Linked DNA regions of Homo sapiens: region 2 is linked to region 1. Evidence: read pairs that join two places in POLR2A ChIA-PET (ENCODE). Cell type or tissue: PC-9. All regions are shown on one strand. Each heading gives the region's core, and the rest is flanking DNA. Links, peaks and the distances in the headings are about the cores only.

Region 1 (5,361 bases), core at 186-5,185:
GACTCCAAGCAGAGGCTGCGCCCACCTCACCCTCCTTCCTGCAGGAAGTGTGGCTTTGCAACAGTGGCTGGTCTGAGGAACTGCCTCCTAGGCTAAGCCCTCTGGCTACCTCCCCAGGCCTCAGGGATCCCCCTGGAACACACCTGCAGTCCCGTCCAAGGCAGGCTGTGTACTCTGAAAGAGCCCTGGGGTTCCAGGACAGAGCCCACCGGCGCTCACTGGCTAGAGAGCCTGGGGCAGTTCACTCTGCCAGCCGGCCCCCAGTGCTCAGTCCCAGCTCTGCCAGCCAGCATGTAATTTTTCTGCCTGTGAGAGCGTGAGCCACCTGAGCCGGCTGAGCTGAGTGGGCAGGACCAGAGGTCAGGACCAGAGCCTGGGTGCAAAATGCAAACATGGCCCCGTATGCAAATCACTCAGTTGTTTGTTCCTTCTCTCCTGACAAGGGCCAGCCACACCCAGATGCCGAAAAGAGCGCGCATGGCCTGGTCCCTGGGTGTCCTCAAGAGAGGAGTGGGCTGGGCACCTGATGGAGCACAGCAGCGCTAACCTCTGGGGCAGGACCCAGCTGAGCAGACGGCCCTTTCTCTTCGGAGCCGCGAGCCCTCGGTCTCCGCCCGAGGGAATTCATAGCATTCTGCCTTTCCTGAAATCACTCCTGTCCCAAGTGGAGTCATCCCACAGACCATCAGTGATGTCTGTTTCCCCAGGCTCAGGGCAGACTTTCAGTCTGGGGCTGAGGTGGCCCTGTGTGTCTAGGGGCTGATGTGGGCAGACCTTTGAGGAGCTGGCTGGGAACCCCTCCCCCGCCTTCATAACAGGGACCACTGCAGGGTGGTAAGCCAGGCCCACATAGCTCTTTTTTTTTGCCCAGCTAATTTTTTGTATTTTTAGTAGAGACGGGGTTTAATCATGTTGGCCAGGATGGTCTTGAACTCCTGACCTCAGGTGATCCACCCACCTAGGCCCCCTAAAGTGCAGGGATTACAGCCATGAGCCACTGCACCCGGCCATCCACATAGCTCTTTCTTGCCTGAAAGATCCTGGGCCAGGAGGGAACTAAGCTTGGGACCCTGCCTCAAAGGATGCTGGGCAGGGTGACGCCAGCACTGGGTGGGTAGCAGTCCCCTGAGGCTGCGGGTGGCAGACAGCTGGGCCACGGGGACCCTGGGGAGTCCCAGATGTTGTCTCTTTCAGCTCACTGCTTCTCCGAATGTGACGGGGAGACTGGGGAGGCCACAAGGAGGAGACGAGGGGCCCCCACGGGGGTTTACTGAGGAGCACACAGTGCGGGCAGTGGGCCATCTGTCCCAGGGCTGGGCCAGGGAGGGGCTTCCCAGTATCAGCAGGCAGGGCCGCCCTCAGGCCCAGCTCCCCCAGGAGTGCATGGCAGGGGCACCTGGCTCAGGGCTGAATGGAATGAGATGGGTCCAGAGCACCCCCTGCACACAGTGAGGCTCAGGTGAACCTGGGAATGTTCAGGGAGAGGCACAGGAGAAACAGGAGGCCTGAAAGGGAGGGGCCTGGCCTGAGGGCAGATCTGGAGGGAGGGCCCACCCGCAAGCTGCTTCCCTCCGGCCTGCTGGAGGCGCCAAAATCACCCTAGCCCGGGCCCCACCCGACAGTCTGAAAGCCCTTTCTCTTTCCATACTGGGGGAGGTCTGAAAGCCCTGGGCAGGGACCGACGTTCTGATTTCACGGCAGACCTTGTTTTCCACCAAATCAGTGAGCCCTGGTTCTGGAGGGTCCTTGAAATCTCCCCTAAGAGCTTGGTCAGAGCCTCGGAGGAAGGAGGCGTTTGGGGGAGGAGACTCAGATCTGGGAGGCCGGGTCTAGAAGGTCCGGCCCATCCTTGGGACCCCAGAACCTGGTCCCTGAAAGGCATGGCCCCTCCTGAGGCACTGACTCTGGGGACTGAAGCCCCCACAGAGCTCTCACTTCCAAGGCCCCCCAACCCTGGGCCACTGGGGAATCCCTGCTCCCTCCCCTTCCCCACCCATCCTCTTAGGCTCCTTCTCCTCCCATCCCCCAGGGAAAAGAGGGCCCGCCCCCCACGCCAGGGCATCCCACTTCCTGCCTCTCACCGGCAAACAGCTCCCAATCCCAGTCCTCAGTGAGGAAACGGAGGTGTGTCTGACCCCTCCCAGCCAGGCTCCACCACAGTGCTGGCCCTTGACTGTATTTGTCCGTCCTGTTGGCTTCCTCCAGGTCGGTCTTGTGTTCACACAGGGTACTCTAGCCCACCTCCCTCCTGCTTCCCTGACTTCACAGCCTCCATATATATATATATATATTTTTTCCTTCTCCTTCCAGATGGAGTTTTGCTCTGTTGCCTAGGCTGGAGTGCGGTGGCAAGATCTCGGCTCACTGCAACCTCCTCTTCCTGGATTGAAGCGATTCTCCTGCCTCAGCCTCCAAGTAGCTGGGATTACAGGCGCCCACCACCACACCCAGCTAATTTTTTGATATTTTTAGTAGAGATGGGTTTCCCGAGTTTCACTGTGTTGGCCAGGCTGGTCCCAAACTCCTGACCTCAAGTGATCCGCCCGCCTCGGCCTCCCAAAGTGCTGGGATTACAGGCGTGAGCCACCAAGCACGGCCCCGCAGCCTCCTTCTTGAAAGAGATGTCCACACCCCATCTGCCCCTCCTTCTCCCTTCCTCATTCCTCAGCAGCTGGCCTCCTGCGGCTGCTCCCAGGATCTTCTGCAGAGTCTGGTCCAGCCAACCCCACCTACCTGGCTCCACATCCACGTCTTTTGAGCCCTCCTCTTCTCCGCCCCATGGGTGCCCGTTTCTCCAGGCCTGCCTCTCTGCCCTCCTGTCCTCACCACAGGCCCTTCTTTCTGCCTGGGCCTTCTTTCTGCCTTCCCTCTGAGAGTGGAAGTGGGGAGGCTGGGAACAAAGGCTGGCATAGGGCACCCTGGGTGCAAAGAGGCCTCACTGTGTACCAGCTGGATGGCCTTGGTTTCCTCAGGCATAAAGTGAGGTTGGTAACGTGGAATTGGCCTCTGGGTCCTGTGAGGACTTAGAGGCACACATCCAGGCAGCTGCTGCACACCCAGGGGGCTGAGATTTGCCCAATGGACTCTGGCACCAGTGCTTTCAGCCACAGTGAGAGGTTTGCAGAGGGCTTCATAAGTCCTCAGGCATTTGGGCTGATCTGGGAGTCCCAGTGACCCAAGCAGCCACACACATTCCCACACAGCTCAGCGCATTACTCTTCCAAGCAAGGGGCAGGCGCGTTTTGAGGGCCTCGACCATTTGTACGGAACACCGTGTTCTGTCTGCTGCCACTGGTCTCAAGGAGGACGAATCCCCTCGACCTTACCCCACCCTGGGCATCTCCACCCAGAGCCCTGGGACGTGAGGGCTGGGGGCTGGCAGCAGATGGGTTAACTCCTGGCCTGGCTCCAGAAGGATGCCCCGTCAGCCTGCAAACCCCTCTGGACTCCTGGCACCCCTCCCCTCCCACACGGCCCCTCTACCCTCCGACTGAAGGGCACAGGGGCTCCCCCAGGTGGCCAAATGCACGAAGGCCAGAAACGGGGGAGTCCGGCAAAGACTCACTGCAAACAGCTCGCCCCTTCCGCCCCATAAATACAGCTCCCTGGTCGGACCAGGTGTTCTGACTTGGGATTTGGAAAATCAGGCCACCTGTATGTGGATTTGCGTCTGTAGGAAGCCAGCGGCTTTGCAGCCCAGGTGTTGTAAAGTATTCTTAGCAGGCTGTGGGGGAACTGCTTGCAGCCATTCTAAAGCTGTGGCAGGGTTTAGAATGACACACTCTGCCATGTGTCATGGGTCACAGGACACAGAGATATGGGGACAGGAAACAGCCCAGAGGCCCAGCTCGAAGCCAGAAATGCACCAGTAACCACTATCATGTATAACATGCCTCTGTGTGCCTGTCACCATGCTCAAGGCTTTCCATCCCTCGTCTCATTTACTTCTCACAACAGCCTAGGAGTTAGGCACTCTGATTCTCCCCATTTAGCAGATGAGGAAACTGAGGCTGAAGTTAAATCCTTTGTCTAGAATCACACAGCTAGACAAAGCCTGAACTTGAACTCAAATATGTCTGCCTCCCAGCTCTTTGCTCTTTTTTTTTTTTTTGAGATGGAGTCTCGCTGTGTCGCCCAGGCTGGAGTGCAGTGGCGCAATCTTGGCTCACTGCAAGCTCCGCCTCCCCGGTTCACGCCATTCTCCTGCCACAGCCTCCCGAGTAGCTGGGACTACAGGCACCCGCCACCGTGCCTGGCTAATTTTTTTGTTATTTTTAGTAGAGACGGGGTTTCACTGTGTTAGCCACGATGGTCTCGATCTCCTGACCTCGTGATCTGCCCGCCTCGGCCTCCCAAAGTGCTGGGATTACAGGCGTGAGCCACCATGTCCGGCCTTTAGCTCTTTGCTCTTATGCAAGCCTGCCTGTGCACAGGAAGATGACTTGGCCAAGTAACTAGAGAGCCACGAGTATACTCGTGAGATGCTCATCAACGAGGATGTGCAACGCCTTCTTACCCCAGAAGCATGCACAGCAGGCGCTCCGCAATTGCAGCTGGAACACAGGGAATGCATACACATGAGAAACAGGAAGGCAGGACCCAGCTTCCCCCAAAAACAGCACACACAGGCACCCAGGGGCCCTGATACCTGCCAACAGCAAGATGTGTACAAGACTCAGGGCTTGGGTACTGGTCCTTCTAGACCACAGGCACCTAGACACCATTGAGTGAACCAAGATCCAGAAAGTTCCAGTGACAGGTTGTGGCCCACTCTCGGCTTACTGGCAGGCTGAGCTCCAGCATTCTCAGACCCAGACAGGTTCCTGGTGACAGCCATGCACAAGCAGGGAACACATCCATGAATGTGGGTTCAATCACACACGGCTCCACCCACATATACATCTTCCAAAGACAAAACCTGCTGCCACCATCTGTGCAGACACAGTTGAACACCTGGCCTCTTGGTCACACAGTTCAGCTCACAATGACAAGCACACACACGACACACACAGAGAGACACAGACACACGCACACACAATACAGACAAACACACGCACATGAAAGGGGGTCTCAGAGAGAAGGGGAAGAAAGGAGGAGCTGGCTCAGGAGCTGAAAATCCCTGCAGTCCCACAGACACGCAGGGCCTAAGCCCTGGGATCCGGCCCCTGGGCTGCAGACTCTGTCCTCAGGTGGCTGCCACCCACCTTCTGGGGCCCCGCCTGCCTTCTGTCTTCTGTCCTTCCATTTTATTTATTTATTTATTTATATATATATATATATATATATTTTTTTTTTTTGAGACAGAGTCTTGCTCTGTCACCCAGGCTGGAGTGCAATGGTGAGATCTCGGCTCACTGCAAC
Region 2 (5,361 bases), core at 131-5,130, 190 kb before region 1:
TTAAATCTTCCGATTCACCTAGCCACACTCACGGCCAGCGCCAAGTCTCAATTCTCCCTCTAAGAACATGAGTGTGAGTATTTGACTCCCACCACCTCTCCGCCCCCATCACCAGCATCTACAATGCTCTCCACGAAGGGTTCGGGCCTAGTCCGATGCCTGGCACAGGGCAGGAGCTCCACAAGCATTTCTGGAGTGAACTTGAGAATTAGGGAGAGGCTTGTAGAGGAAATGCCATTTCAGGTGGGCCTGGAAGGGCCGTGGGATCTGTCAGCCTGGTAGGGGAGAGGAAAGCGCTGTAGGCAGCCTGAGAGAGAGGACTGGGACCTTCGGAGCCTCAAGGGAGACTGAGGGGCTTGAAGACTAAGGAACTCAATCTTATCCACGGGATAGGAAGAGGTGGCAAATGGGGCTGGAGAGGCAGGTAGGGGTTTGAGGGACTGAAGTCCAGTGGAAGCCACTGAACAGTTTTAGGCCAGAGAGTGACACGATCTTATATAATATTTTGAGAAGATCCCTCTGGGTGCTTCATGGAAGCTGGATTAGAGGGTGAGCTTCGGAAAAATGAAGTGGCTGTGGCCACTGCCCAGGGGACACGGGGAGTCTAGAAAGAAAAAGCTCCCTTCAGATCCTCCTGTTACAGGAGTCAGCAGGCTCCCCCGAGGAAACACCTCCCGCCATTGCACATTGTTAAATCCACTTCAATATTCCCTTTTACCTCCTGTGTCAATCACCACCGTGAAAAGATGCGTAAGTAAACTGATGGTAACAGCAGATTTGGTTAGATAGTAAGACGTGAGCTTTAAAAGATGAGGTAATAGGCCAGGCATGGTGGCTCAGGCTTGTAATCCCAGCACTTTGGGAGGGGGAGGCTGCAGTGAGTAGATATCGCGCCACTGCACTCTGCCTGGGTGACAGAGCGAGAGAGTCCATCTCAAAAAAAAAAAAAAATCACAAAATAATAATAAAATCAAGAGGTCATGCAACATAATTGAAACTCTTGGCTATAATGTGGATTACTGGGAAATTTCCCATATAATGTGTGACAAAATGTAACTGGAAATTGATGGGGCAGTGAGGAGGCTGGGGAGATGAAACAGACTCATTTTCTTCTTAATAGGGTTAGGGTTTGCCTTTGGTTTTTTTTTTGTTTGTTTTTTTTTTTTTTTGGAGACAGAGTCACCCTCTGGCTGGAGTACAGTAGTGCTATCTCGTCTCACTGTAACCTCCTGGGTTCAAGCAATTCTCCTACCTCAGACTCCCAAGTAGCTGGGACTACAGGCATGTGCCACCACACCTGGCTAATTTTTGTATTTTTAGTAGAGATGGGGTTTCACTATGTTGGCCAGGCTGGTCCTGAACTCCTGACCTCATGTGATCTGCTGCCTCGGCTTCCTAAAGTGCTAGGATTACAGGCATGAGCCATAGCACCCGGCCTAACTTTTGTGTTTTTAGTAAAGATGTGGTTTCATCATGCTGGTCTTCAACTCCTGACCTCAAGTGATCCGCCTGCCTCAGCTTCCCAAAGTCTTGGGATTACAGGTGTGAGCCATTGTGCCAGGCCTGCATTTGTGATTTATGTAATTTAAACATTTTGGATCAAGTGCAGTGGATCACACCTGTAATAGCATCACTTTGTGGAGCTGAGGTGGGCAGATCACTTGAGCCCAGGAGTTCAAGACCAGCCTGGCCAACAAAGCAAGACCTGGTCTCTACAAATACATTTTTAAAAAAAATTAGCTGGGTGTGGTGGTGCACGCCTATAGTCCCAGCTACTCAGGAGCTGAGCAGGGAAGATCTCTTGAGCCTAGGAGATCAAAGCTGCAGTGAGCTGTGATTGTGCCACTGCACTCCAGCCTGGGCAACAGGGCAAGACCCTATCTCTAAAACAAAAGGGAAAGATCGAAATGTTAAATTTATTTATTGGGGATTATAATTGTTGTTGGTTTTTTGTGTCTGTGTTGGAATTTGAGTTGAAACAGTCTGACAACCCTGTTCACTACCTCTGGCAGCTCAGAGTTCAGCAGCTGCCCACTCTGCCTCCAGCTTCCCTCTGGCCCCTCCCCAGGGCTGGGGTGGGATCCCACAGGGGATCTCCAGCCCGGTGGCCAGTGGAGGTCAGGAAGAAACCAGAGCTCACCAGCGCCAGGGGTCCAGGGCTGAAGAAAAGCTCTTGGGCTGGGTTCCAAGTGGGCAGGGGGCTCAGCATCTGATGGTTGGGCTGTGTCCCTGTACCCATCAGCCAGCTGGGACCACAGTGCTTTTCCTGCAGGGGCCCAAGTTTCACTCACCAGCCTTTTTTATGGGTGGGGGGAGGGGACGGAGTCTCCCTCTGTCACCCAGGCTGGAGTGCAGTGGCAGAATCTTAGCTCACTGCAACCTCCACCTCCTGGGCTCAAGTGATTCTTCTGCCTCAGACTCCCAAGTAGCTGGGGTTATAGGTGCCTGCCACCACACCTGGCTAATTTTTGTATTTTTAGTAGAGACAGTTTCACCATGTTGGCCAGGCTGCTCGTGAGCTCCTGAGCTCAAGTGATCCGCCCACCTCAGCCTCCCAAAGTGTTGGGATTACAGGCGTGAGCCACCGCGCCCTGCTCACTCACCAACCTCTTCAACGCCCAGCTTAGAGCTGCTGGTCTCACGAAGAAGCTGCCACGAACACACAGCTCGTTCCCTCCCTCAGGTGGAGAGAGGATGACACAGAGGCAGGGGAAAGGTTGGAGCTAGGGGAGGTAGGTGCAAGTGGGCAAAGGACCCCAGTGTAGGGGAGGGGTGAAGACAAACTGCCCGTGTCACTGTTCTGTATGGAGCTGCATCTGAACCCAAGGCAAGTCCCTGCCCTATTCTCCACCTGTTCCCCTGCTGTTCTTCTCAGACAGTAATTAATCTTCCAAGCAGCACATTATCCGTGGGATAAACTGTGGCCTCTGAAGTCTTCGGTCCTGGGTCTAACTTGGGAGGCTTTGGGCAGAGTGTCAGTTATGACACCTTTCATCACAAGTGGCTGGTCAGCATGACTTAAACAGTCCAGGGGATTCACTGCAAAGTTCAGCCCTGCAGGCCCGGCTTGATCCAGCAGCTCACAGGTGTCACCCTGCAGCCATCTTCCTGTCTTTCTTTCCACTTCTGTGTCAGCGTCATCTCAGGCCAGCTTTCATCATGGTGGCAGAATGTCTCTTGCTGTGGTTCAAGCAATGAATCTCATCTCTACACATCTTAGAGTCCAGAGGGAGCTAGAAAACATCTTTCCCAGAAGCCATCTCCCACAAAGGAGTACCCCAGACTGTCCCTGGATTACAGCCTCACCCCTGTGCCCAGGCAAGGTAGTAGTTATGGTAATGTCAGTGTGATCCTGGGCCACCTGCCCCACCCCAGCCCAGGGAGTCAGCACTGGGGTTTGTGGCGGGGGAGACGGGTACCCAGAGAATGATCAGGGGAGAAATGGAGAACAGAGAAGGGTCATGGGAGGCCGCTCCGTTGCCTCTGGCAGCCAGAAAACTCCAATTTTTTTTTTTTAAGACAGAGTCTCACTCTGTCACCCAGGCTGGAGTGCAGTGAGATCTCGGCTCACTGCAACCTCTGCCTCCCGAGTTCAAGCAATTCTCCTGCCTCAGCCTCCTGAGTAGCTGGGATTACAGGTGCCCGCCATCACGCCTGGCTAATTTTTGTTTTGTTTTTAGTAGAGTCGGGCTTTCACCATGTTAGCCAGGCTGGTCTCGAACTCCTGACCTCAGGTGATCCACCCTCCTCAGCCTCCCAGAGTGCTGGGATTACTGGCGTGAGCCACCGCACCCGGCCAGAAAACTCCAATTCTTAATTCCTTACCTGTAGTGGGGGGTCATCATCTCTACCTTACTGATGTAAGGCACAGGACAGTTCAAGAGCGACAGTAACGTGCTGCCACCGTCACTGGGGTGCTGTAGCCGATGTGAACTCCCTCCCCGGCTAGCTTCTCTTCTGTGAAGGTGAGGTCCGGGCCACCAAGCCGCTTGCCCACTCCACACAAGGTCCTTCTCTCCGAGGGACGCGGCAGGGGCCCGAGGTGGCCAGCAGGTGGCAGCGCCGCGGCAGCCCGGGTTTGGCATAGCTCGGGAGCGGCCTCCGGGAAAGGAAGGGGTCAGGCCTCTCCAGGCAGCCCCCAGAGCCCCTCGCCTCCCTGGGCGCCCCACTCGCAGATGCAGCAGGGCGGGTTCGCGGGTGTGCGGCCTGCACCTGGCGGGGCTCCGGGCTTGGGTGGAAGCTCTGCTGTCGCCATCTTGACGTCTGAGTTACTGCTGAGCAGGAGCCCTGCATTTTCATTTTGCGCCAGGCCTCTCAAACTGTGGTCCTGGGTGCCAGGACTCCTGCTGCCTCGGGATCCCGCCACTTTACTTCCCAGAAATGCGCTGAGCCCGTCCCTTTCCTGCCGTTGCTCAGCCTTCCCGGGGCTCCCTGACCATGCTTGTCTCCAGCTCACCGGCCTTCCAGAAGCCTGGAGAGGGCCGGGACCCCACATGGGGAGGACGAAGAACCCACGCAAGGAAAACGGGGACCCTACATGGGCATGGGGCAGCCATGGGGAGGAGGGGGACCACGTGGGGATAATGGGGCCATACGTGGAGAGGAGGGGACCCTACAGAAGGCCTGGGTTGGGCAGTGCTGGGCTCTCGTCGGAGGGTCAGGTGGCGCTGGCGGCCGGCAGGAAGCCCTGGGTAGCGGGTGGCGGGCAGCAGGTCCCGGGCTGCAGGCCCCGTGGAGAGCGGAAGGCGCGCGGCGAGGCCCGGGCGGGAACCCAAGGCTGGAGGCCGGCCCTAAGAGTGCTTCCCTAGCAGCCCCGGCGGGAAAAGAAGAGAACAAAGTCTAGGAGTTCCGGGACTTCCCCGCGGTGGCAGAGGAGGGGGCTGCCATTGTCAAGGCGGCACAGAAGCCTCGGGTTCGGGGACCTTTGCTGGAGGAGCTGGGGCAGGGTAGGACGGGGGCCGCAGGGGCCTCGAGAGCGAACGGGGAAAGGCCGCGGCGCCTGCAGAGCACAGTCCATGCAGTTTGCCCGGGGCGCGGGCCTCTCGAGTGTGCTCAGGAAGCCGTGGCTCCTCGGGGCGTCTGCAGGCCTCCCAGCATCCGTCGTGCAGACCTGACGCCACCTGCCACCCGCAGACGCTGAGACCCGGAGCCCCTCTGCCCCTGGGCTGGCCGCGGAGGCTGCCTCTGGGGTGCGGTTTCCCAGGCTGTGTCTTTTCAGCGGGTGCGCAGGTTCCCGCCCTCCCAGTGTCCCTTCCTGCGGTCTGGACGTGGGGGCCCGCGGACCCAGCGTGGGGGCGCTGTGGGTGACAGAAGGTGGTGGAGCAGAGGCGGCTGCAGTGTGGACTCAAAAGCACGTGGGGG

The links. Peaks named below come from ENCODE experiments on the same cell type or tissue, not always from the same donor. Only the 100,000 strongest peaks of a DNase experiment are listed, where the experiment ranks them.
Region 2: POLR2A ChIA-PET joins it to region 1 with 14 read pairs; 6 of 35 experiments call an interaction of 5 or more read pairs at or near these places.

What each region holds. Positions count from the first base shown.
Region 1 is chr2:231,671,494-231,676,854 of GRCh38, forward strand. No RefSeq gene overlaps it. Among named protein-coding and RNA genes, the nearest start is that of PTMA, 34 kb to the right of the region's middle. RefSeq lists enhancers at 617-666, 643-1,755, 767-816, 1,317-1,366, 1,353-2,075 and 2 more. In PC-9, for the core only: CTCF peaks have their summits at 1,618 (motif pointing right), 3,516 (motif pointing left) and 3,721; DNase peaks (open chromatin) are centred at 1,568, 2,098, 2,658 and 3,638; H3K4me3 peaks cover 900 bases; H3K27ac peaks cover 1,813 bases.
Region 2 is chr2:231,478,859-231,484,219 of GRCh38, forward strand. It overlaps LOC107985998 (a long non-coding RNA gene), which reads right to left. Exons shown (of 2, transcript XR_001739927.3): 1 at 3,826-5,361; 2 at 1-275. Among named protein-coding and RNA genes, the nearest start is that of NCL, 17 kb to the left of the region's middle. RefSeq lists enhancers at 1,729-2,241, 2,242-2,752, 3,136-3,275 and a silencer at 3,976-4,305. In PC-9, for the core only: CTCF peaks have their summits at 4,046 (motif pointing right) and 4,250; no DNase peak of the experiment used is centred there; H3K4me3 peaks cover 355 bases.